Linked DNA regions of Homo sapiens: region 2 is linked to region 1. A link is an interaction called in ENCODE POLR2A ChIA-PET data of the cell type or tissue named here. Cell type or tissue: endothelial cell of umbilical vein. All regions are shown on one strand. Each heading gives the region's core, and the rest is flanking DNA. Links, peaks and the distances in the headings are about the cores only. Region 1 has its middle 140 kb from the start of RMI1. Region 2 has its middle 80 kb from the start of SLC28A3-AS1.

Region 1 (12,835 bases), core at 2,128-10,127:
CATCATTCTCAATGACTGTTTTTAGTAGGACCCCCCTCCGCTCGCCACCACCCTCAGCTACCCTTAGTGTCCAGTCTACATCTCTCTGTCTTAAGGTCTCCGGAGAATACAACTCTGAGCCCTTCTTCCAAGTCAGAGAGGGAGAGTTGTTTGAGTGTGGGAGGTGAGGAGAGAATCTCAGGGTCTAACTGCTCTTGATACAAACTTCAGCAGTACACCTTGTTTTCCGCACACCCATATCCTGACTTTTATGGGTACCTGCTTTTGTCATTGCTGAGCTTTTCTGGGCTTCAGTGGTGCACATTAATCTGTTCTCTGCTATTCCATCTACTTTCTTTCTTTCTTTCTTTCAGAATTGCATTGATTTCTTTAGTCTATTATGGTCTTCTCTCTAATTTTCTTTCTCTTTTAAAGTTTCTATACTTTTGTATTTCCTTACCATTATCTTAGTGGAGTTTTGGACTCTTTTGAGCTAATGCACATAATCCATTTTCATATTTAACCAGAAGTCCTCAATGCCTATCCTACCACATCTATCAAGACAATCAAGGGATTTCTTTTTACCTGTAGAGATAATTATATTGATCCTTAAAATAATATTCAGCTATCCTTGCAATTCTGGGATAACCTCTATTTGGTTATAATGTATTATTTTCTATTGAAATTCATTTTATTTTCTTTTTTGAGTGTTATATTGATTGATTTTGGTATTGGAATTCTGGCAGCTTAGTGAAACAATTTGGACAGCTTTTTAATCTACATCTATGCTAGGAAATAAATTTACACTGCATAGAAATTATCTGTTCATTGACAGTTTAAAAACACTTGCCTCTAGACTTCTAGACTCCATGCCTTTTTAAGGTAAATATTTGAAAATTTTTAAAATTTTTGATTATACATTTTTCCTAAGAAACTGTTCACTCAACTTTTCAGAAAATATTTAAAAATTATACTGAATGAAAGAAGCTTTACTCAAGAAAGCACATATTATTTGATTCCATTTATATTCAGTTCTAGGACAGGCATAACTAATATAGGGGGAAAAGATAGAAGAATTGTTTCCTGGAAGAAGGGGGGTGGGTAGGAGCAGAAAAGGACTGGGAAGGGACATGAGGTAAGTTAGTGGGGTAATGGCAATGCTGAATAATTATTGTGATAGAGGCTTGGGTTACACAGGTGTATGCATTTGTCAAACTGAGTGAATGTACACCCAGATTTGTAAACATCATTGTATTTTACATTAAAAGAGAAAACTATTAAGAAATATTGAACTCTAGTTAATGATATGAGTGCTGAAATATTTAGGGGGAAGTGTACAGGTGTCACAATTTACCTTGAAATGCACCAAGAAGTAAGATGGATTGATAGGTAGATAGAGGAATGGATGAATGAATAGATAATATAGATAATGTGATAAAGCAAGTACAGGAAAATCTTTTTTTCTTTTTTACTTTCTCTGTTGCAGGCTGGAGTGCAGTGGCATGATCTTGGCTCACTGCAACCTCTGCCTCCCGGGTTCAAGTGATTCTCCTGCCTCAGCCTCCCGAGTAGCTGGGACTACAGGCGCAAACCACCATTCCCAGCTAATTTTTGTATTTTTAGTAGAGACGGGGTTTCACCATGTTGGCCAGAATGGTCTCGATCTCTTGACCTCGTGATCCGCCTGCCTCGGCCTCCCAAAGTGCTGGGATGGTAAAATCTTAATGGTAGAATCTAAGTGGTAGATATATAGGTGCTCACCATAAACATTGCTTGACTTTGCTCTATGTTTGAGAAATTTTATAGCAAAAAGTAAAAAATTTTTAAAGTAAAAAAAAACTTAGCATAGAAATGTATGTAGTAATTATATTAGTTTTCTATTGCTATGTAACAAATGAACATAAATCTAGCATCTTAGAACAACATGCATTTTTAAAAAATTTCTTTAATTGTATTTTAAGTTCCAGGATACATGTGCAGGACGTGCAGGTTTGTTATGTAGGTAAACGTGTTTCATGGTGGTTTGCTGCACCTGTCAACCTCTCACCTAGGTGTTAAGCCCCACCTGTCAACCTCTCACCTAGGTGTTAAGCCCCACATGAACATGCATTTTTAAATCTCACAGTTTCCATGATCAGGAGTCCAGACACAGAGTGGCTGGGTCCTCCACTCAGGATCACATAAGGCTGCAGTCCAGGTGTTGGCCGGGTTACATTCTCATCTGCAGGCTCAACTTAGGAAGAGTCTGCTTCCAAGCTCATTCAGGCTGTTGACAGAATTCATTTTCTTGCAGCTGTATGACTGAGCACCGTGCTTCCCACTGCCTATTGGTGGAGGCCATCCTTAGCTCCTAGAGGCCACCCACCGTTCCCTGACTTGAGGTCTTCTCCAAAGGCAGTCCACAACAGGACCGTTTGCTTCTTCAAAACCAGCAGGAGGATTTCTTGCTAGCTGATAGAGTTTGGATGTTTGTACCCTCCAAACCTCATGTTGAAATGTGATCCCTAATGTTGTAGGTGGAAACTGGTGGGAGGTGACGGGAGCATGGGGGCAGATCCCTCATAAAGTGTTTGGCACCATCCCCTGGGTAATAAGTGAATTCTTGTTCAGTTAGTTCATGCGAGATCCAGTTGTTTAAAAGTCTGGAAACTCCCCTCCCCACTCTCTCACCCCTCGATCTCCTGCTTGTGTTCTCACCATGTGATGCACCTGCTTCCCCTTCATCTCCTGCCATGAGTGGAAGCTTCCTGAGGCCTCACCAGAAGCAGATGCTGGCACCATACCTCCTGTACACCCTGCGGAACTGTGAGCCAATTAAACCTCTTTTCTTTATAAATTATCCAGTCTCAGGTATTCCTTTATAGTAACATAAACAGACTAACACACTAGTCTGCTAAGATGGAGTCTTACATAATGTAACCAAATCAAGGAGTGATAATCAACCACCTTTCTTTCCCATATTCTGTTGGTTAGAAGCAAGTCATAGATTCCACACACTCAAGGGGAAGGGATTATACAAGAATGTGACCCATAGGGGGTCATCTTAGGGTGTATTCTATCAAAGATAAGCAAAGCTAGACACAAGTAAAAATGGTAAGGATAGATTGTAATCGCCAATATACGACTGCACTAGAGAAGAGGGTCCCACATGAACAGAACTCAACTTCAGTTTGTACAAAGATGATGACATTTTAAAGGGAGAGCAATGGAGTAGGGAGTGGAGACAATGGGGGCTCAGCAGTTAGGGAAGCGAAAACATTTGCAAAGGGTTGTTCAGTGTAAATGCTGATTGGGCCAGCTGTGTCTGCTAGCTGGCAGTTATCAAAGTCAGGATTGCGTCCTTCCACAGTCACTGGGAGACAGAGGCCCTGTTCTTCCTGATGATAGTATCTCAAAGGAATGGCTTTCAGGTCCTTGAGAAAGACACTCCTGAGTTGCAGGAGGTACACACATATCCCAAGGGACAGAGGAAAGATTCACAATAAGCCCTTTTTAGTGAATGCTCTAAGAAAGGATGATCAAGGGCCTATGGTCAGGTGTCAGCTGGAACAAACAGTCAATTCTTTTGTAGCCTTGAGCTCTCCCAAGCAGGCACTTTAAGGGAAGCTAAAGTCACCTAGAGATGTGGCCTTGACTGGTGAGAAACTAAGTTAATGCTTGCTTAAATCTTTTAATGTGAGTGGGGGGCTGGATGACATCATTTGTATTGAGTGTCTGTAGTTTTTACAGGCCAAGATAGAGGCCTAGCCAAGAAGGGGATTCAGAGGACTCTGGCTAGAGTTTAGTAAGAAGAGAATGTTTATCAGTTGAACACACTATTTTTCACTTTACCTTTTAATCTCCTTATTGGTGGTGGTTCTATTTCCTTTCTCTTTCTTAGCGGGGCTTATTTTCTGCCTTTTCTCTTTTACTCATCTTCTTTCCATCCACCAAGATTTATGTTTTGGCTCAGAAAAAAATATGAAACAAATAAAAAGCTGACCACTAAAACAAAAGGTAAAGAAAAAAGGTAAAGGAAGAAAACAACCCACAGCGATAAACACAAAGGACAGTTTCTATTCTGCGTTTTTTCTTTAATTTTTTTAAAATGTGATTTTTAAAATAATGAAAAGTTAATTTCATGGCACAGGGTATCATAAGAGTGAAAACTTGTTTACTTAAAAAGAATAGAAAGAAGAATTTATGAAAAAGAATAGAGGGAAGCAAACCAAAGTACTTGAAGCCCTAACCAAATTAATCAGCTCCTTGAGAAATGTCCATTCCAGAGCCATCAGTAATTAATTTAATTGTTCTTATCTTGATTTAAAAGGACAGCAAAGCAATTTTTAAATAATCTATTTGTTGGCCACAACAAACAGGATCATAATTGAATTTACCAATCTCAGAATTACATTTCTAATCTGTGAAGTATGAGTTAACAGTAGAGTAAGATGAAACATATGTAACACAGTTTCCTTCTCTGTGACAGTGAAGGTCACAGGAGATACAAGGCCGAATTCAGCAATGAGTAAAGCTTTCGGTTTTGAGTGTTCTAAACCAGAGCACTGCTCTAGGGGTAGTAATTTGCATCTAGTTAGCAATCAAATGTTTATTGATAATAATGATTATTAAATGAAAGCTTATATTCCCTAATAAAAATGTTAGTTTGTGAATCTTAAAGTTTAAAAAGCACTCCTTTGAACTGTATGTGAACTTTGTAAAGTACTTATCAGTAGCACCACCTTTTATAAACGAAGCTGACCCACAAAGGGTGTGAGATTTGCCTAAGTCACAGTTGGTGAGTTCAGAACTAACATGCAAACTCCTGTCTCCCTCCAAGATTCCACTCTCTTTCCAGTCTCTCATCTGCTTCCTACCTTCTCATACATTCTTCAATATCAATTTCATAACTTCCCTCTCTCTCATTTCTATACCAAGAAAAAAAGAGTCCAAGAATGATCTCTAACAGTTAGGGTTTTTAAGTAATACCAAGGTCACTTCCCACTGGAGAGGAATTTTCACATTAGATGCAAAGAGAACTCCTAAAAGAGGCTTCCAGCCACAGTTGTGTGTGGGGTGTGTGTGTGTGTGTGTGTGTGTGTGTGTGTGTGTGTGCAGGCATACTCAGGCAAGTACATTAGAAGAAGCCTAGCAGCTGCCTGATAGAGAAATATGAGTAGCAAAGGGATAAATCATGCCACATGTCAAAGCAACAACTAATTTCCAACCCAAACTCTCTGGACTGTTTTGTTTACCTAGTGCCTGCATATATTCCCAGCACACTTCCTGCCCGTTAGCACTCATCTTTAACACCACACTTAGAGAGGGGCCTCTTTCAGGAAACTGAAGCCATCATTCATTATTGATTTTATAGAAGGATTATAAATAAACTCAACATATGGTGCCATGAACTCAGTAAACTTAATGTCGTTAGAAATTCATTTTGGTTAACTTCTAGTCCAGCCCCATTCAATAGAAATATAGTGCAAGCCACCTATGCAATGGTTTATTTTCTAGTATACATTTTAAAAAGTAAAAAGAAACAGGTGAAATTAACTTTAATACAATATGTTATGTAACCTACTATCTCAAAAATATTATTTCAATATAAGAAAGTATTAATAAGATATCTTGCATTATTTTTGTACTGTTTTAAATCCATTGTGTGTTTTACCCTCACAACACATTTCAGTTAAGACTAGCCACATTTCAAGTGCTCAGTAGCCACGTGTGGCTAGCAGCTACAATTTTGGATAGCACCAGTCAAGACTTAGTTAAGAATAACCCATGTGTGAACTATAATATGAAAATTCATTTTCCAGGTAAAAGAAGAAATTGTAGATTTGAAAATCTGATTCCTGCTGACTACAGTAAAATTTGTATTAGTAACAAGTGTTCCAAATCCCTCAAATATCAGAATGCACTGAATGCAAATGAAAGTATTCCATGATCTATATATAGTGAACAAACCTCAAAAGCTTTTAAAAACAAAAAACAAAAAAACTTTTTCTGTGTTGAAGCAAAAAGTCTCTAACTGTGGCCAGGGAACAATTTAACCCAGGTTGCAAGCTAAATGCATTCAGGATCCAGTCAAGTCACATAAATGAATGGGAACCAGTGTGCTGTATGTAAGACAACAGAGTGATGGGAACTGTGCCAAATTAGAAAATTCTTGCTTTGTTTAAACATACTCAAATTGAAAACCTGCATAAATACCACTGTGTCAAACAAAACATCTGTGAGCCAGATTTGGCCTGTGAGATATCAGTCTGCAACTCCTCATTCAACGGGACAAAAAAAGTGAGCATCACAAAGAAAGGATTTGTTTTATTCCCTGAAGGGGTAGGTCTGTCTCCCTGGTTACATTGCCAAAAACAACATTTTCTCCTCCCAATAATAGTGGTTTCTGTGGTGTAAACATGCCTCCCACTTGGAGTTATCTGTTAGAAGTTCAGTCTTTGGGATGTCCAAGAAATGGGAAAACTCACAGACATAAATCCTCCACTGGAGTGTTATGAAACCACTTGAAGAACATGAGCCTGACTTGGTCACTGCTGTGAAACCAAGAGCAGTTTGAGTGCTGGTCACTGCTACACTGTCCCTGCTGACCAGCCAGGCAGCTCTCAACTGTGGAGCTGTGTACTTCAAGGTTATGGGTCCTTTACCTACCATCCATCTTTCTCTAACTAGACGCACTCTTTTAAAGATAAAGAATATTTCACATATACACAAAAATATGTTAAGCCATCTGTCTTAAAACAAAAAATTGGCTTTAGTTCTGAAATTTCTTGAGAATATGTGATAAGGTTTGCATTAGAATAATTATATTCGCATTTTAGAAGGATTACCAAGCAGGTAATCAAAACACACTTCTCCTAACTGCATAGATATACAACAGAGTATCCTCAAAAAGAGAAAGTACCCTTTTAAAAACATACCATACCATTCTTTGGGTGTTCATAATGTAGTTCCTTTTGACAAAGTGACTTCTAATCAGGATGTTGTCATCATGGCAGAAAGAGCAGCCACCTAATTTTAATTAGAAGGGAATACTTTGGACCTCATTAGGCTCATTCTTTTCAGGGAGTGTATTACTCTGCTAGGGCTGCCGTAACAAAATACCACAGACTGTGTGGCTTAAACAATAGAAATTTATATTCTCAATGTTTGGGGGCCTGGAAGTCCAAGATCAGGGTGCCAGCAGGGCAGGGTTCTTCTGAGGTCTCTACCCTTGGCTCGCAGATGGCCCCTCCTGCTGCCTCTTCACAAGGGCGTCCATCTGTGCGTGCACGCCCCTGGTGTCTCTCCCTCTTCTTATGAGGACACCAGTCACATCGGATTAGGTCCCCACCCTAACAGCCTCATTTTAACTCAATTACCTCTTTAAAGGCCTAATCTCCAAATCTGGTTCCATTCTGATGGTCTGGGGGTTGGGGCTTCAACACATGAATTTTGAAGGACACAATTCAGTCCATAACCGAAAGTAACATTTCTTGACAACGAGAACAGCTAACATTCATTGAGCATTTCTTACATGCTACCAACCGTAATCAACACTTTACGTGTTTTAACTCATTTCATTCTCACAACACCTCCATGAGCTAGATCTTTGATAATCCCCATTCTGCAGGTCAAAAGGTTGAGGCAGAAAGAAGATAAGTAACCTGCCCAAGATCTCACGGCTGCTAGTAAGCGGCAGAGCGAGGGCATGAATGTGGACACCTTAGCTCCCAAAACCAAGCATTTAACCAATTTATTACAGATAAAAATGTTTTTACCAGCAGAGAATCTGCTACTCTGAAATGGTTACCAACGGTCTGGTATTCTGCCTGTTATGGATTAAACTGTATCCCCCAAAATGTATGTGTTAAAACCCTAACCCCCCAATGTGACTGTATTTGGAAACAGGGCCTGTAAAAAGATAATTAAGGTTAAATGCGGTCACGAAAATGTGGCCATAATCCAACAGGACTGGTGTTCTTATAAGAAGGGAAGAGATACCACAGAAGAAAGGCTATTTGAGGCCCCAGGGAGAAGACAGACATCTGCAAGGCAAGCAGAGCGGCCTCAGGAGAAACCAAACCTGCGAACATCTTGATCTTGGACTTCAGCCCCCAGAACCTTGAGAAAATAAATTTATGTTGTTTAAGTCATCTGTGATACTTTGTTATGGCAGCCTGAGCTGATACATACACTGCCTCAATCCCTTTTTCAAGAGCTAGTGTGGTAAGGGTCTCTGATAATCACAGATAACCTTTAAGAGTCTGATCCCAGGAGATTGTCAAGTCAGTAAAAATTCTTGAAGAAAGGGGCTTCTCAGGACACTGGACCCTGGAGTTTGAAATGTTTTATAGAAACCTTTAAGCCCTGCTTTCCATGCCCAAGTAAGGATATGAGCTTCTAGATTCTGCATTTGGATTAAGAGTTAGGAGAACCTGGCCGGGTGCAGTGGCTCACTCCTGTAATCCCAGCACTTTGGTAGGCTGAAGTGGGTGGATCACCTGAGGTCAGGAGTTTGAGGCCAGCCTGACCAACATGGTGAAACCCCGTCTCTACTAAATACAAAAATTAACTGGGTGTGGTGGTGGGTACCTGTAATCCCAGCTACTTGGGAGGCTAAGGCAGGAGAATCACTTGAACCCGGGAGGCAGAGGTTGCAGTGAGCTGAGATTGCACCATTGCACTCCACCCTGGGCAACAAGAGCGAAACTTCTCTCAAAAAAAAAAAAAAGAATTAGGAGAACCTAATGTTTGTAAATTTCATGAAAGAAGAAGCCCATAAGTTAAGAGTATAGTTTCTGAGAATAAAAAGGAAGTGGCAAAACAAGAATGGAACTTTTTGAGCTTGTTAAGACCCTAACTCACAGGAACCATATCCCTGCCTCCCAGCATGTTCCTTAATAGACCTATCCCATTAGGAATGTTGGAGCTCACAGGAAGCTGTGCGGAGATAAACTGCATCTGATCTCACCCAACATAATGACCTCACTTCCAATAAAATGTATAATTCTTTGCTGGTTAAGTTGGGCATTTACTTTAAAAGTTAAAATGCTTGTGGGTGTGTACTTTCTTCTGACAAATATGAACCCACCTGACACCCTGTGGAATTGAACTGTGTTTGTATTTTGAGCAACAGGCCTCACAAATGACAAATGTTTGAAAAACAAAAAAAAACTCATACAAAGGTTAAACCTGCTGTAATATAAAAATGGGATATATGCTGTTATCTATAAAATTCTAATATCTTGCATTTCTTGACAAATTTTATCAACAGTATCTTTATTGTTGTTTAAACAGTCTAGTAACCTGACTTCAATTGAAAAGATAAATAAACCAGAGAAAGACCCAGTGTAGACCAAGGAGAAAGACTGCAGCCTGAAGTAAGAGTGTTCATGCATTTATTCAATGCATTTAATCACCAAGCTTTATTAACAGCCTGTTATGTGCCTCTGTGCTGGGTACAGCCAGACTGAGTTGAACAAGCCATAAGAAAAACCAAGGAGAAAATAAAGTGAGCTCCTAAGACATGAGAGCAAGAGCAGCAAGTTCTAGAAGAAACAGAAGTAACTTGACATGACTTACTTGAAAAGGATACCCTTGCAAACTGGGTAACAGCACAGAGAAATTAAAAAAGAGAGGACAGGGCCAGGTGCGGTGGCTCACGCCTATAATCCCAGCACTTTGGGAGGCCGAGGTGGACGGATCACCTGAGGTCAGGAGTTCAAGACCAGCCTGGCCAATATGGTGAAACCCCGTCTCTACTAAAAATACAAAAATTAGCCGGGTGTGGTGGCACGTGCCTGTAATCCCAGCTACTCAGGAGGCTGAGGTAGAAGAATCATTTGAACCTGGGAGGCGGAGGTTGCAGTGAGCCAAGATTGTGTCACTGCACTCCAGCCTGGGTGAGAGAGTGACACTCCATCTCAAAAAAAAAAAAAAAAAAAAAAGAGAGAGAGCAGACAGCTGGGCTTGCAGAACACAGAGGACATGAAATGCTTAGGAAGAAAATCAGCCCAGACAAGAAGAGAAAAGTGGGCTGAGACACATCTAACATTCCAGGCTTGAAAACTTTACCAAGTTATGGGTAAAAAATAATTTACATATCTACTTTTTTGTCCACAATTGAGTTAATTACTTAGAGATATTTGTGATGAGTTCTATAGATTTCTTTAGGCTGCTTCGTTAAATCCACATAAACGCTACCGTACTTATGATGGTGTTTTACCCAGCATAAGTAAATTGAAAATATTGTAAGTCAAAAATGTACTTGATATACTCAACCTACCGAACACCATAGCTTAGCCTAGCCTATGTCAAACATGCTCAGAACACTTACATTAGCCTACAGTTGAGCAAAATCATCTGGAAACACAGAATACTGTAGATTGTTGGTGATTTACAGTGGTGATCATGTGTCTGGCTGGGGGCTGTGGCTCATTGTCACTCCCTGCCATCACAAGATAGTATCATACTACATATTACTAGTCCAAGAAAAGATCAAAAATCAAAATGTGAAGCACTATTTCTACTGAATGTATATTCAGTATGTAAAGCCAATTGTAAAGCCAATATTCACACAGAGAGAATAGCTCAGCAGAGAGAGACTCCATTTGTTTGGGGGAAAATAAGAGGAGAGAATAAGAGTCTCTGCCTCGTAATCAAAAGAATTCTCCTAGATCTTAACCAAGACCACCAAGGTGGTATCTCTACAAGCCTGCAAGAACCACAGCATTACTGGGCTTGGAGTGCCCTGTTAAACAAATATGGCTGCAGTGACCAAAGATTTAGATCACAACCTACACATTCTCTTAAATATCTGGAAAGCTTTCCCAAAAAAGAACGGGTGCAAACAAGCCCAGACTGCAAAATTTACAATAAGTACGTAACTCATCAATGCCCAGACACCAACAAATATTCTCAAGCATCAAGACCATCGAGGAAACCATGACCTTACCAAATGAACTAAATAAGGCACCAGCAAGACAGAGATCTGATACCTTTCAGATAGAAAATTCAAAATAGCTGTTTTGAGGAAGCTCAATTAAATCTAAGATAACACAGAGAAGGGTAGTCAGAATTCTATCAGATAAACTTAACAAAGAGATTAAAATAAAACAATCAAGCAGAAATTCTGGAGTTGAAAAATGCAATTGACATACTGAAAAACGCATCAGAGTCTCTAAACAGCAGAATTGATCAAGCAGAAGAATTAGTGAGCTTGAAGACAGGCTATTTGAAAATACACAGTCAGAGGAGACAAAAGAAAAAAAAGAATAAAGCATGCCTACAAGATCTAAAAAAAATAGCCTCAATAGCCTCCTTGAGGAGGAGGTAGAGAGAGAGATCTGGGTAGAAGGTTTATTGAAAGAGATAATAACAGAGAACTTCCTAAACCTAGAGACAGATATGGATATTCAAGTATAAGGAGGTGATAGAACACCAAGTAGGTTTAATCCAAATAAGACTGCCTCAAGACATTTAATACTTCCAAATGTCAAAGATAAAGAAGGATCCTAAACACGGCAAGAGAAAAGAAACAAATAACCTACAAAGGAGCTCGAATATGTCTGGCAGCAGCCTTCTCTGTGGAAACCTTACAGGCCGAGAGATAGTGGCATGACATATTTAAAGTGCTGAAGGGAAAAAACATTTATCCTAGAATAGTATATTCAGCAAAATTATCCTTCAAACATGAAGGAGATATGAAGATCTTCCCAGACAAACAAAAGCTGAGGGATTTCATCAACAACAGACTTGTCCTGAAAGAAATGCTAAAGGAAGTTCTTCAATCTTAAAGAAAAGGATGTTAATGACCAAGAAGAAATCATCTGAAACTACAAAACTCACTGGTAACAATAAGCACACAGAAAAACACAGACTATTATAACACTGTAATTGTGGTATGTAAACTACCTTAAGTAGAAAGACTGAAAAATGAACCTATCATAAATAATAACTGTAACAACTTTTCAAGACACAGACAGTACAACAAGATATAAATAGAAACAACAAAAAGTTAAAAAGCGAGGGAATGAAATTAAAATGTAGAATTTTTATTAGTTTTCTCTTTGCTTGTTTGTTTATATAACCAGTGTTAAGTTGTCATCAGTTGAAAGTAATGGGCTACAAGTATTTGCAAGTCTCATGGTAACCTGGAATCAAAACACACACACAAGATACACAAAGATAAAAAAACAAGAAATTTAAACATACCACCTGAGAAAATCACTTTTACTAAAACAAAGAAAGGAAGGAAGGAAGGGAGGAAGGGAGAAAAGGAGGGAGGGAGGGAAGGAGGAAGACAAAACAACCAGAATATAAATAACAAAATGGCAAAAGTAAGTCCTTACATATCAATAATTACATTGAATGTAAATGAACTAAATCCTCCAATCAAAAAACATAGAGTGGCTAAATGGATAAAAAATACCAAGACTCAACAATCTGTTGCCTACAAAAAACACACTTTATCTGTAAAGATACACACAGACTAAAAATAATGGGATGAAAAAGATGTTCTATGGGATGAAAAAAGATATTCTATGTGAATGGAAACCAAAAATGAACAAGAGTAGCCATCCTTATACAAAACAAAATAGATTTCAAGACAAAATCTGCAAGAAGAAACAAAGAAGGTCATTATTTAATGACAAAGGGGTCAATTCAGTAAGAGGCTATAACAATTATAAATATATATGCACCCAACACTGGAGCACCCAGATATATAAACTGAGTATTATTAGAGCTAAAGAGAGAGATAGACTCCTATACAATAACAGCTGGAGACTTCAACACTCCACTTGCAGCATTGGACAGATCATCCAAACAGAAAATTAACAAAGAAACATCAGGCTTAATCTGCATTTAATCTGACCAA
Region 2 (12,835 bases), core at 1,662-9,661, 77 kb before region 1:
ACATGTGGTATTTGTCTTTCTGGGGAAGCATGTTTTTTCCCCTATTTTTTGGTGGGGGGGCAGGCACATTTTTGAAAGGTGTTGTTAGACCACCCAGCTAAGAAAGGTACCTTAAGGACCAGACATCTGTCCAACACAGGGGAGCTTTGGATTTTTACTGCCTGTTCACCTGACTTAACCCCAGTGTTCTCTCATGGACATTTGCACCTCATTGGGCACTCCTTCCTCTCTTCTCTTCTCTTCTCTTCTCTCTCTTCTCTTCTCTATTCTCTTCTCTCTTTCCCTTTCTTTCATTCTTGTTCTCACTTCCTTTTCCTCCTTGTGTATAGACAGTTCTATTAACTAGCTGAAAAACATAGCTGTCCAGCTAGTGAGTAGGTAGGATCCCTGCCTCACCATAAATTCCTGAGCCTTGAAGAAACAGCAGGGCTGCCAAGCCTGGAGGTACCATGTAAGCTAAGATGGTAGGCATGGGAGAGGTACCTGGATGACAAGAGGCTCACCCTCCAATGCTTGGCAGTGAGTAAGACCCCAGGACCTTTTTAAACCGGAGGTGAAAATAAAAAGCTCTAATAATGACCAACATTGAGTTTTCCACCAGAAGAAAAACTTGAGAGAATTAAGAAAAATTTAAAAATAAAACCTTTCTTACACACCAAATCCATAATCTGAGAAGCACATGGAATTACTTTTGCATGTCCTCTGTGCTCTCCAAACTTTGAACCTACCCCCAAATCAAAATCATCAACCCATCCTGATGAAGACCTGGGACCAGTCCGGGTTCTGCATTAACAAATGATATCATTTTTGAGGTTCTCAACGCCTATTTTGTGCATTGTGTTGATAACCTGCTTTCCCTAGCTGTTTTCCCTGAATTGCTACAAATTAGGAGCAATTACAGATAAAGAATGTACATTCTTTTTTTTTTTTTTGTTAATGGACTATTTTTTAGAACAGTTTTGGGTTCACAGCAAAATTGAATGGAAAGTACAGAGAGTTCCCATATACCCCTTAGCCCACACATGCACAACCTCTCCCACTGTTAACATCCTGATCCACAGTGGAACATTTGCTACAATTGATAAAGCTGCATGGATACATCATTATCACCCAAAGTCCCTAGTTTACATCAGGTCTTGGTGCTAAGCATTCTGTGGGTGGAGACAAATTGTATAGTAGCATGTATCTACTATTATATCACCATGCAGAATCATCTCATTGCCCTAAAAATCCTCTGTGCTACGTTTACTCATCCCACTCTCCCCCCAGTCCCTGGCAACCACTCATTATTTTACTGTCTCCATGATTTTGCCTTTTGTAAAATGTCATATGTTTGGAATCATATAGTATGTAGTATATTCAGATTGTCTGCTTTCACTTAGTAATGTGCACTTAAGTTTCCTCCATGTATTTTCATGACTTGATAGCTCTTTTTTTTTTTTTTTTTTTTGAGATAAAGTCTCGCTCTGTTGCCCAGGCTGGAGTGTGTGATCTCGGCTCACTGCAACCTCCACCTCCCGGGTTCAAGCAATTCTCTGCCTCAGCCTCCCGAGTAGCTGAGATTACAGGTGCCCACCACCACTCCCAGCTAATTTTTTTGTATTTTTAGTAGAGATGGGGTTTCACCATCTTGGCCAGGCTGGTCTTGAACTCCTGACCTCGTGATCCACCCTCCTTGGCCTCCCAAAGTGCTGGGATTACAGGTGTGAGCCACCGCGCCCGGCCTGATAGCTCATTTCTTTTTAGCACTGAATAATACTGCATGGTCTGTATATACCACAGTTTATTTATTCATTCACTACTGAAGGCCATCTTGATTGCTTCCAAGTTTTGGCAATTATGAATAAAACTGCTATAAACACTTGTGTGCAAGTTTTTGTGTGGGCATAAGTTTTCAGCTCATTTGGGTAAATACCAAGGGGCATGATTACTGGATCTTATAATAAGACTATGTTCAGTTTTGTAAGAAACTGCCAAACTCTCTTCTAAAATGACTGTACCATTTTGCATTCCCATCAGCAGTGAATGAGAGTTTCTGTTGCTCTACATCTTCACCAGCATTTGGTGTTATCAGTGTTTTTTATTTTCACCATTCTAATAGGTGTACCATGGTATTTCACTTTTGTTTTAATTTGCAATTTTGTAATGACATATGATGTTGAGCATCTTATCATATGCTTATTTACCCTCTGTATATCTTCTTTGGTGAGGTGCCTGCTCAGGTCTCCTGCCTATTTTTTAATTAGTTTGTTCATTTTATTATTGTGGGGTTTTAAGAGTTCTTAGTGTATTTGGATAACAGTCATTTATCGAATATATCTTTTGCAAATATTTTCTTCCTGTCTGTGACTTGTCTTCCCATTCTCTTGACTGTGTCTTTTGTAGAAGTTTTTAATTTCAATGAAGTCCAGTTTACCACTTATTTCTTTTTCTTTCTTTTTTTTTTTTTTTTTTTTTTTTTGGAGACGGAGTTTCACTCTTGTTGCCCAGGCGAGAGTGCAGTGGTGCAATCTCAGCTCACTGCAACCTTTGCCTCCCAGGTTCAAGCGATTCTCCTGCCTCAGCCTCCCAAGTAGCTAGGATTACAGGTGTGCACCACCATGCCCAGCTAATTTTTTGTATTTTTAGTAGAGACAGGGGTTCATCATGTTGGTCAGGTCTTGAACTCCTGACCTCACGTGATCCACCCACCTCAGCCTCCCAAAGTGCTGGGATTACAAGCATGAGCCACCATGCCTGGCCAATTATTTCTTTTATGAATCATGCTTATGGCACTCTATTTAAAAAGTTATCACTATACTCAAGGCCATCTAGGTTTTCTCATGTGTTATCTTCTAGAAGTTTTATTGTTACGCATTTTACATTTAGGTTGATGATCCATTTTGAGTTAATTTCTATGAAAGGTATAAGTCTATGTCTAAATTCTTTTTTTTTTTTTTTTGCACTTGGATGTCTAGTTTCTCCAGCACTGTTTGTTGAAAAGACTATCTTTCTTCTATTGTACTGCCTTTGCTCCTACATCAAAGATCAGTTGACCGTATTTGTATGGGTCTTTTTCTGGGCTGTCTATTCTGTTCCATTGATCTATTTGTCAATACCACACTGTCTTGATTACTGTAGCTTTATAGTTAGTCTTGAAGTCAGGTAGTGTCAGTCTTCCAACTTTGTTTCTTCTCCTTCAATATAGAATTGACTATTCTGAGTCTTTTGCCTCTCTGTACAAACTTTCCAATCATTGTCTATAACCACAATACAGCTTCCCAGGATTTTGACTGGGATTGTGCTGAATCTATAGATCAAATTTTAAAGAATCAACATCTTGATGATATTGAGCCTTCCTATCCATGAACATGAAAGATCTCTTCATTTATTCAGTTATTATTTTATTGTACATATTTTGTTAAATTCATATCTTAGTATTTCATTTTGGGGAGTGCTCACATACAGTCAGCCCTCTATATCCTCAGGTTTCCATCTGTGATTTCAAACAACAGAACAAAAAATCAAACAAGCAGATCAAAAATAATTTTTTTTAAAAAAGTACAAAATAAAAAATAATACAAATTTAAAAAGCACTACAGTATAATAACTATTTGCATAGCATTTTCATTGTATTAGGTATTATAAGTAATCTAGAGATTATTTTAAATATACAAGAGGAAGTGTGTAGGTTATATGTAAATATTACACCATTTTATATAAGGGTCTTGAGCATCTGAGGATTTGCTAACATTTTGTCAAAGATTTTTCCATCTGTATTTATGAGATATATTGTTTCGTAGCTTTCTCGTAACGTCTTTGTCTTGTTTTGATATTAGAGTAATGCTACCCTCACAGAATGAATTAGGAAGTTTTTTTCTGGGGTTTTATCTTCTGAAAAGGATTGTATAGAATTGGTATGATTTCTTACTTAAATATTTGGTAGAATTCCCCAGTGAATCCATCTTGTCCTGGTGTTTTCTGTTTTGGGAAGTTTTTAACTATTGATCCAATATTTTTAATAGATATAGGCCTATTCAGATTGTCTGTTTCTTCTTGTGTGAGTTTTAGCACATATGTCTTTCAAGGAATTTATCCATTTCATCTAGGTTGTCAAATTTGTAGGCATAGAGTTGTTCATAATATACCTTTATTATCCTTTTGATACTCATAGGATTTGTAGTGATGTCCTTTCTTTCATTTCTGATATGAGTAATTTCTGTCTTCTCTCCCTCTCTCTTGCTCTCTCTCTCTGTCTCTTCCCCCCACCCCCTCTGTTTTAGAGACAGCGTCTTGCATGCTGTTCAGGCTGGCCTCAAACTCAAACTCCTGAGCTCAGGTGATCCTCCCACCTCAGCCTCCAAAATAGCTGGGATTAAAGGCTTGCATCACCATGCCTGGCCATTATCTTTTCTCTTTTTTTCTTAATTAACCTGGCTAGAGACATCAATTTTATTGATCTTTTCAAAGAACCAGCTTTTGATTTCTTTTCTCTATTGATTTCCTGTTTTTAACTCCATGGATTCCTGCTGTAATTTTTATTTCTTCTGCTTACTTTGGGATTAATTTGTACTTCTTTTTTTAGTTTCCTAATACGGAAGATAGATTATTGATTTTAGATCTTTTTTCTAATATATGCATTCAATGCTATAAATTTCCTGCTAAGCACTGCTTTCTCTGCATTTCACAAATTTTGATTTATTCAGTTATTCTATTTTTACTCTTATTTAGTTCAAATTATTTTTTAATTTCTCTTGAGATTTCTTCTTTGATGTATGTGTTATTTAGAAGTGTGTTGTTTCATTGCAAGTGCACAGAATGCAAGAGTTGAGGCTTGGGAGCCTCCACCTAGATTTCAGAGGATGTATGGAAAAGCCTAGATGTCCAGGCAAAAGCCTGCCAAAGGCCAGGCACGGTGGCTCACGCCTGTAATCCCAGCACTTTGGGAGGCCAAGGTGGGCGGATCACGAGGTGAGGAGATCGAGACCATCCTAGCTAACACGGTGAAACCCCATCTCTACTAAAAATACAAAAAAAAAATTAGCCAGGTGCGGTGGTTGGCGCCTGTAGTCCCAGCTACTCTGGAGGCTGAGGCAGGAGAATGGCACGAACCCGGGAGGCGGAGCTTGCAGTGATCCGAGACCGCGCCACTGCACTCCAGCCTGGGCAACAGGGCGAGACTCCGTCTCAAAAAAAAAAAAAAAAAAGACTTCTAAAGAGGTGTATCCCTCATGGAGAACCTCTATTAGGGCAGTGCAGAGGGGAAATGTGGGATTGGAGCCCCCATACAGAGTCCCCACTGGGCCACTGTCCTCCAGAACCCAGAACGATAGATTCACCAACAGCTTGCACCCTGCACCTGGAAAAGCTGCAGGCACTTAATGCCAGCCTATGAGACCAGGCACAGGGGCTGAGTCCTGTAAAGCCACAGAGGCAGAGCTGCCCAAAGCCTTGGGAGCCCACCCCCTTCCACCAGTGTGCCCTGGTTGTGGGACATGGAGTCAAAGGAGATCATTTTGGAGCTTTAAGATTTAATGGCTGCTCTGCTGGGTTTCAGACTTACGTGGGGCCTGTAGCCCTTTTCTTTTGGCCAATTTCTCCCTTTCGGAATGGGAATGTTTACCCAATGCTTGTGCCCCCATTGTATCTTGGAAATAACTAACTTGTTCTTTATTTTACAGGCTCATAGGTGGAAGGGACTAGCCTTGTCTCAGTTGAGACTTCAGACTTTTGAGTTAGTCAATGCTGGAATTAATTAAGACTTTGAGGGACCGTTGGGAAGGCATGATCGTATTTTGCAACGTGAGAAGGATATGAGATTTGGGAGGAGCTGGGGTGGAATTACATGGTTTGGATCTGTGTTCCTACCAAATCTCATGTCAAATCGTAATCCCTAATGTTGGAGGTGGGGCCTGGTGGGAGGTAACTGAGCCATGCAGGTGAATTTCTCAGGAATGGTTTAGCATCATCCCCTTGGTACTGTCCTCATGGTCATGAGTGTGTTCTCATGATATCTGGTCATTTCAAAGTGTGTGGCACCTCCCCAAACCCCTCCTCCCGCCATGTGAGATGCCTTGCTACACCTTTGCCTTTGGCCATGATTGTAAGTTTCCTGAGGCCTCCCCAGAAGCCAAGCAGATGCCAGCATCATGCTTCCTGTACAGCCTGTGGAACCATGAGCTAATTAAACCTCTTTTCTTTATAAATTACCCAGTCTCAGGTATTCCTTCATAGCAATGCGAGAATGGACTAATACACCCACACAATGAAAAACAGGAAAGATTTCATTTGGAGGATTCTATAAACACTATGTCTTGTGACCACTAATGGTCCATGATATTATTTTACTTCTTTCCAGCCCAGTCTGATAAGATTACAAACACTGAAGTTCAGTTTGCACAGAAAAGAGGACATTTTTTTCCTTCATGTCCTGCTTGATGAGAACATCTATGAATAGTGATCACTGTACTCTAAAAGACAAGGGTATACACTCACGGATGGCTTCAGTCTGAGAAGTCTTCAATAGGGTGGGCACTGGTGAAATTGATATTTTCTTTCCTCCCAATATATACAGTGGGAGAGATTTTTATTCATTCAAACATTCACTAAGTCCACTGCTAGTCATTGGGGATAGAAAGAGTAAGTTCCACCATTGTCTTAGGTAGCTAAAGTCCAGTAAAGAGATAAACATGTAAATAATAAATCCATCAGAGAGAAATCACACCAAGGCTAGCAAGCAGATACAAGATGTGAATGTATAGGAGAGATATACTGGCTTCCCCCAATTTGGAAACCACATTTAGAGATTATCTACAGGTCCCACTATCTGCTAAGAACCTACTATTTACCAAGTCCTATACTAAGTTCTTTGTATAATCCTATTTCATTCTTTTAACAACTGTGCAAGGTAGTTATGGTTATTTTCATTTTCCTTAAAGAAAAACTGAGACTTCAGCAAGGATTATGTAACTTGCCTAAAGTGAAACATTTACAAATTAGTGGAGCCAGAATTTGCACTAAGGGAAATTAGGAAGCTTTTAGTCATCCAAGCAAAAAATAATAGTGGTCTACACTTTTTCCATGGAATCAACTTGCTTCCTCAGGTAGTATATGTGGTACCTAGGTCATCCAGATACTTATTTTACCACTGAAAGAATATGAATCCTAGGCTTTCCAAGCTGACTGACCTTGACTCTAGAATGATCAAGCCAAAAATATTTTAAAACCTTCAAGCTCAGCAGCCGCCTAGAAAAGAAAAAAAGGTGCTTGCTTCTCATTTTGGCTTTTCCATCAATTAATTGTTCAGTAAGGATCCAACCATGCCCACAAATTAGAGAAACAACAAATAAATATGTCTAAGAAACCTGAAACAGAGGTTTGGCATTCCATGTGGCACTTCAGAGCCACTTCATTAAATACAAAGCCATGTTCATTTAAATTTGTCAATATCTCTCTGATCAATGGACATGGAATAGACTCCTCTGAACACATTTATTTGCTGCCTTTGGAGCAGAGCTTTCACTTGCCCCCCACTTGAACATGGTTTATCTTTTCACTTTCTCTACAGTGTTCTTGGAAGCACAAAAGTTTTAAATTTCATGAAGTCTAATGTATCTATTTTTTTTCTTTTGTTGTTTGTGTTTTTGATGTCATATCTAAGAAACCATTCCCTCATCCAGGGCCACAAAGATTTGCTCCTGTGTTTTTGACCTCTTGATCTTACCCATACAAAAACAGATTCCTCACGGTTCCCCAACACTGATGATGGCATGTTGAAATTTAATCACCAATATGATGAAATTACAAAGTGGGGCCTTTGGGAAGTGATTAGGTTACGAGGTCAGAGCCCTTATGAATGGGATTAGTGTCCTTATAAAAAGAGGCCCCAGAGAGCTAGCTTGCCTCTTCCACATATGAGGACACTGGTAGAAAGGCCACCTATAAACCAAAAAGCAGGCCCTCATCAGACAGTAAATCTGCCAGCACTTTGACCTTTGACTTCCCAGTTTTCAGAACTCAATTTCTGTTGTTTATAATCACCCATTCTATGGTATTTTGTTATAGCAGCATGAACAGACCAAGACAGGAGCATACCTCAATTCTAATTTTTTAGTGGCAATCACAATGTGCTTGATCTTTTTTTCTGGTTCCATGGGACAGGCATTTGCACCAGGTTGCAAAAAAGTTTCTGCAAGACTGGCTATGAAACAGCTGCTATTATGGCCAAATCCCTTTAGCACTTCTAGTGAGAAGGGGGTTGGGGCAAATGCCTAGTCCTCACCTACCCCTTAGATATTGTGAGATTTTAGGAAAATAAGAACCAGCCACCTCTTTCCCACAAAAAGGTTGGGGACTCTTTGAAGACACAAAAAGGTGAAAATCTTTGCTTTGTACTTTTCTTGGATTCTCTGCTTCAGGTTGAGTGTCCAAGTGAAGAATTGCTTTCTTGAATCCAGGGGGCCACGTCGGGGGTTCTCTCTGTCTTGATAGTGACTATATCCCAGCCATGATATCATATGAAACCTTCCACTCCCTGCTCAGGTATGCTATTGGCTAGCTGGTGGCTGAGTTTTTCATATGATTATGGTGGCTGAGAATTCCCATGAAATGCCATCTGCAAACTAGGGAACCAGGAAAGCCAGTGGCGGAATTCAGTCTGAAGCTGGAGGCCTGAGAATGGGGTGATTTCCAAGGCAGGAGAAGATGGAGGTCCCAGCTGCAGAACAAAGGGCCTCTTTCATGTCTTTTCAGAGCCTGATAACTCACTTCTTTTTATCACTGAATAATATTATATTGTATGAAGGTACTACAGTTTGTTTATCCATTCATGTACTGAATGACATCTTGGTTACTTCCAAGCTTGACAATAATGAATAAAGCTGCTATAAATATTTATGTGCAAGGTTTATAAAAGCTTTTATTTTAGGTTTAGGGATACATGTGCAGGTTTGTTATATAGGTAAACTTATGTCACAGGGTTGGCTGTACAGATTATTTTGTCATCCACCCTAAGCATAGGACCTGACAGTTATTTTTTTCTGCTCCTCTCCCTCCTTCCATCCTCCACCCTCAAATAGGCCCCAGTGTCTATTGTTCCCCTCTTTGTGTCCATATGTTCTTATCATTTAGCTCCCACTTGTGAGAATATGCAGTATTTGGTTTTCTGTTCTCGCATTAGTTTGTTAAGGATGGTGGTCTCCAGCTCCATTCAGGCTCCTGAAAAGGATACGATCTCATTCTTTTTTATGGCTGCATGGTATTCCATGTTGTATATGTACCACATTTTATTTATATAGTCTACCATTGATGGGCATTTAGGTTGATTCCATGTCTTTGCTATTGTGAATAATGTGTGCAAGTTTTTATGTAGACATAATTTTCAATTCATTTGAGTAAATACCAAGGAGTATGATTGCTAAATCTTATGGTAAGGGTATGTTTCATTTGCTAAGAAACTGACAAATTGCTACCAGCAATGAGGGTTCTTATTGCTTCACATCCTTATGAGCATTTGGTATCCTCAGTGTTTTGGATTCTCACCATTCTCTTATTTCTTAATGATTTTTTCACCCTTCTTATAGGTGTGTAGTGGTTATGACAGCAGCGGCCATCACCACACTGGCTGCAGCAGGGAGGCCCAGCTGTGGCTGCACATTCCATGGAGCCAGTGGGAACCCCACTCCATCTGAGTTGGGGCAGGAGCTCCTCAGGTGCCACTGTAGCCACCCAAACCATAGCTGCAGACCCAGGCCTCCTGCTCTACAGAGCAGGCAGGAGCCATCCCCACCCTCCTGGGTAGGGCTACAGCCGCCCAAACTGCAGTTGTGGATCTGAGCTCCCTGTGCTCTTGGGGGAGGGCTGGGAGCAGGCAGGATCTGCCTTCCTGAGTGCAGCTGTGGCTGCCCTCCCAGGCACAGAACCCAGGCATCTCTACAGCCTGCACCCTCAGGTCAGGAAAGGACTGTCCCTGATGCCCCAAAGGCTCAGGGATGTTGGCTCCCACTGCCTGGCTTCTCTTCTCTCCCTGCACCTGCTCCACTCTCAGAGTAGGGTTGGGGCCAAGTCCTGGGGCCTTGAATGGCAGCAGGAGGCAGAGTCCTGGGTGGAAGAAGGCAGGTACTTGTAAGGCTCTACCTTCAGGCCAGGGAAGACCCGAAGGCTGGGGACCAGGCTGCCAGTCCCACAGACCAGAGTGGGGACTTCTGGTGCCTGTTCCACCCATCCATGGCTACCCATGGACCAATCTGCATGCACTTCCTCCCCTCTGAGGTCCATAAAAGCCCTAGGCTCAGCCAGAACACGGCAGAGGACAGCCAGAGGAGGAAGAGGGCAGAAAGAGGACAGGACCACCAGCTACAGAGAGGAGTACCCTCTCTGCTGATAGCTGGAGATGACAGGACAACCAGTAGCAGGGAGGAGCTACCCTCTCTGCTGAGAGCTGCAGAGATGACCTGCTAGCAGAGAGGAGCCATCTTCTCCAGGGCCTCCTCTCTGCTAAGAACTGAACACTTGAGGGATGACCTGCCTACAGAAAGGAGCTACCCATTGTGGGTCTCCTCTGAGCTGTTGTAACACTCTATAGCTCATCTGCGTCTTGTTCACCCTTCACTTGTCTGCATACCCCATTCTTCCTGGATGCAGGACAAGACCTTAAGTAAAGGCACCATAGCCACAGAGGTTTCTGGCCAGAAAACTGACACCCCAAATATCCTGTAACTGTGGTATTTCATTATTGTTTTAATTTCCAATTCCCTGATGATATATGATGTTCAGTATCTTTTTATATGCTTATTTGCCATCTGCATATCCTCTTTGGTGAGGTGTCTGTTCAGATATTTTGTCCATTTTTTACTTAGATTGTCTGTTTTCTTATTGTTAACTTAGAGCATTTTTAATGATGTAAATAAATATCTATTTAAATATTCTCATTTCAATTGACTCATTTGGTCAGAATAATCTGATATATTGACATGAATCACAAATTGCAGGGGCAACGTAGGAGTGGGGATGAATGGAGAAAGAAGATTTCAATTAAGTTATTGATATCAGCTCCTCCTTCGATTGTTTTTATACAAACGGGGTGCCTATTTGCAAAGCTGGAAGTAGAAACAGAGTCTGGCATCTGTTGTCAAACTTAAGAGACCAGAGACTCTGATCTTAAAATAGGGCTCTGTGGATTATGATAATCCACCCCCAAGAAGGAAAGAAAGCAGTGCTCACACCCCCAGCTTCATACCTCAGTTCCTTACCTGCTTTGCTAAGATTTACAAGAAAAGGGTAGTAAAAGACAGTATTTTTTTTCTATTCATTAATACCAAGGTAAACTGATCAGAACATACATCATGGTGACATGTCTAAGTCTGTTGATTTATGATTATTTGCAAGACATGTGAACAGCATATAATGTGAAAAAAAAGATGCTAGCATTTGTCTAGCAAAACATTAGCAAGCTATAAATGGGTCCTAGTCTTTGTCCCAGTGACCAAAGAGAGAGCTGTTCTCTTGCTGAGATTCTTCATCTTTCTCTGACAGATTTTTCATGGAGATTCTGTGTTCTGATGGAGGGGTTGATATCTTGACTTCCTGCTGCAGAATGATATGCTCCACTTCAGCACAGAGCCTGTAGACGTGGCCTTCTTTGAGACCTCCGCACTTCCCCACCATTCAAGTGAGCAATCTACCAGAGCATACAGCCTGCAGGGAAATGGGTCAGAGGCTCATTTCCTCAGGACATTTGCCTGAAACCTCCTGAGATTTCTTTTTCGAAAGAAAGAAAGAAAGACAGAGAGAGAGAGAGAGAGAGAAAAGAGAGAGAGAGAAAGAGAAAGAAAGAAAGAAAGAAAGAAAGAAAGAAAGAAAGAAAGAAAGAAAGAAAGAAAGAAAGAAAGCCAAGTTGCACAATTTCTAATGCTTCAAATCTCTTTGTAGACAGGAGCCAAGTACCCCCCAAAATTAAAGTGGGTCAAAAAGCAAGGCAGAGGCAGAGCACCCTGTCAATCCCCTCAAAAATCTCACAATAGAATTTGCCAGAGACCAAAATCGGCTTTCCACACATCCATGTTTTGATGTTTTTTTAAAAAGATACAACCACTTTGAACAACTTTTTGGCACTTTCTTCTAAAGTACAACACACACCTCCCATACAGCCCAGCAATTGTACACTTCAGTATTTACCCAACAAAAATGAAAGTGAATATCTGCACGAATATCCGCACAACATTGCATACATAAATGTTCACAGTAACCTTATTCAAAATAGCCAAAAATGGAAACAATCGATGTGCCCATGAACAGAAAGCTAGATCATTTGTGCTCCATCCACAAAATGGATTACATCTCAGCAATAAAAAGGAACAAACTACTGATACATGCGGCAACAGGAATGATCTCAAAGACATTGTGCTGAGTGAAAAGACCAGACCGAAAAGAATACATACTGTGTGATTTCATTTATGTAATGAATGCATAAAAGCAGGCAAAACTAATCTGTGGTGATAAAAATCCAAACAGTGGGAGTTTTCTGGAGGAGGGTAGATTGGGGCAGGAAATGAGAAAACTTTCTGGGGCAACGGAAATGTTCCTTATCTTGGTGGGAATAGCAGTTACATGGGAATGTACATAAGTCCAAACTCAGAAAACTGTATATGTAAAATCTGCAAATCTTATTGTATTTAAATTATACTTTAGGTTTTTTAAAAATAGATATATTGGGGGGAAAAGAAAGTGAAGAATCCCCATTAAGCTGAAAAGAAGGGGAATAGTCCACAGTTTCTGTGGTAATTTAAGCTCCATATTTGGTCTGTGTGTTCAAATGAATTTTTATTACCAAGGGATTATTGAAAGTCATCATCACCAG

The links. Peaks named below come from ENCODE experiments on the same cell type or tissue, not always from the same donor. Only the 100,000 strongest peaks of a DNase experiment are listed, where the experiment ranks them.
Region 2: POLR2A ChIA-PET joins it to region 1 with 6 read pairs; 3 of 35 experiments call an interaction of 5 or more read pairs at or near these places.

Annotation. Positions count from the first base shown.
Region 1 is chr9:84,115,755-84,128,589 of GRCh38, reverse strand. No RefSeq gene overlaps it. Among named protein-coding and RNA genes, the nearest start is that of RMI1, 140 kb to the right of the region's middle. In endothelial cell of umbilical vein, for the core only: no CTCF peak of the experiment used is centred there; a DNase peak (open chromatin) is centred at 6,199.
Region 2 is chr9:84,191,794-84,204,628 of GRCh38, reverse strand. No RefSeq gene overlaps it. Among named protein-coding and RNA genes, the nearest start is that of SLC28A3-AS1, 80 kb to the left of the region's middle. In endothelial cell of umbilical vein, for the core only: no CTCF peak of the experiment used is centred there; no DNase peak of the experiment used is centred there.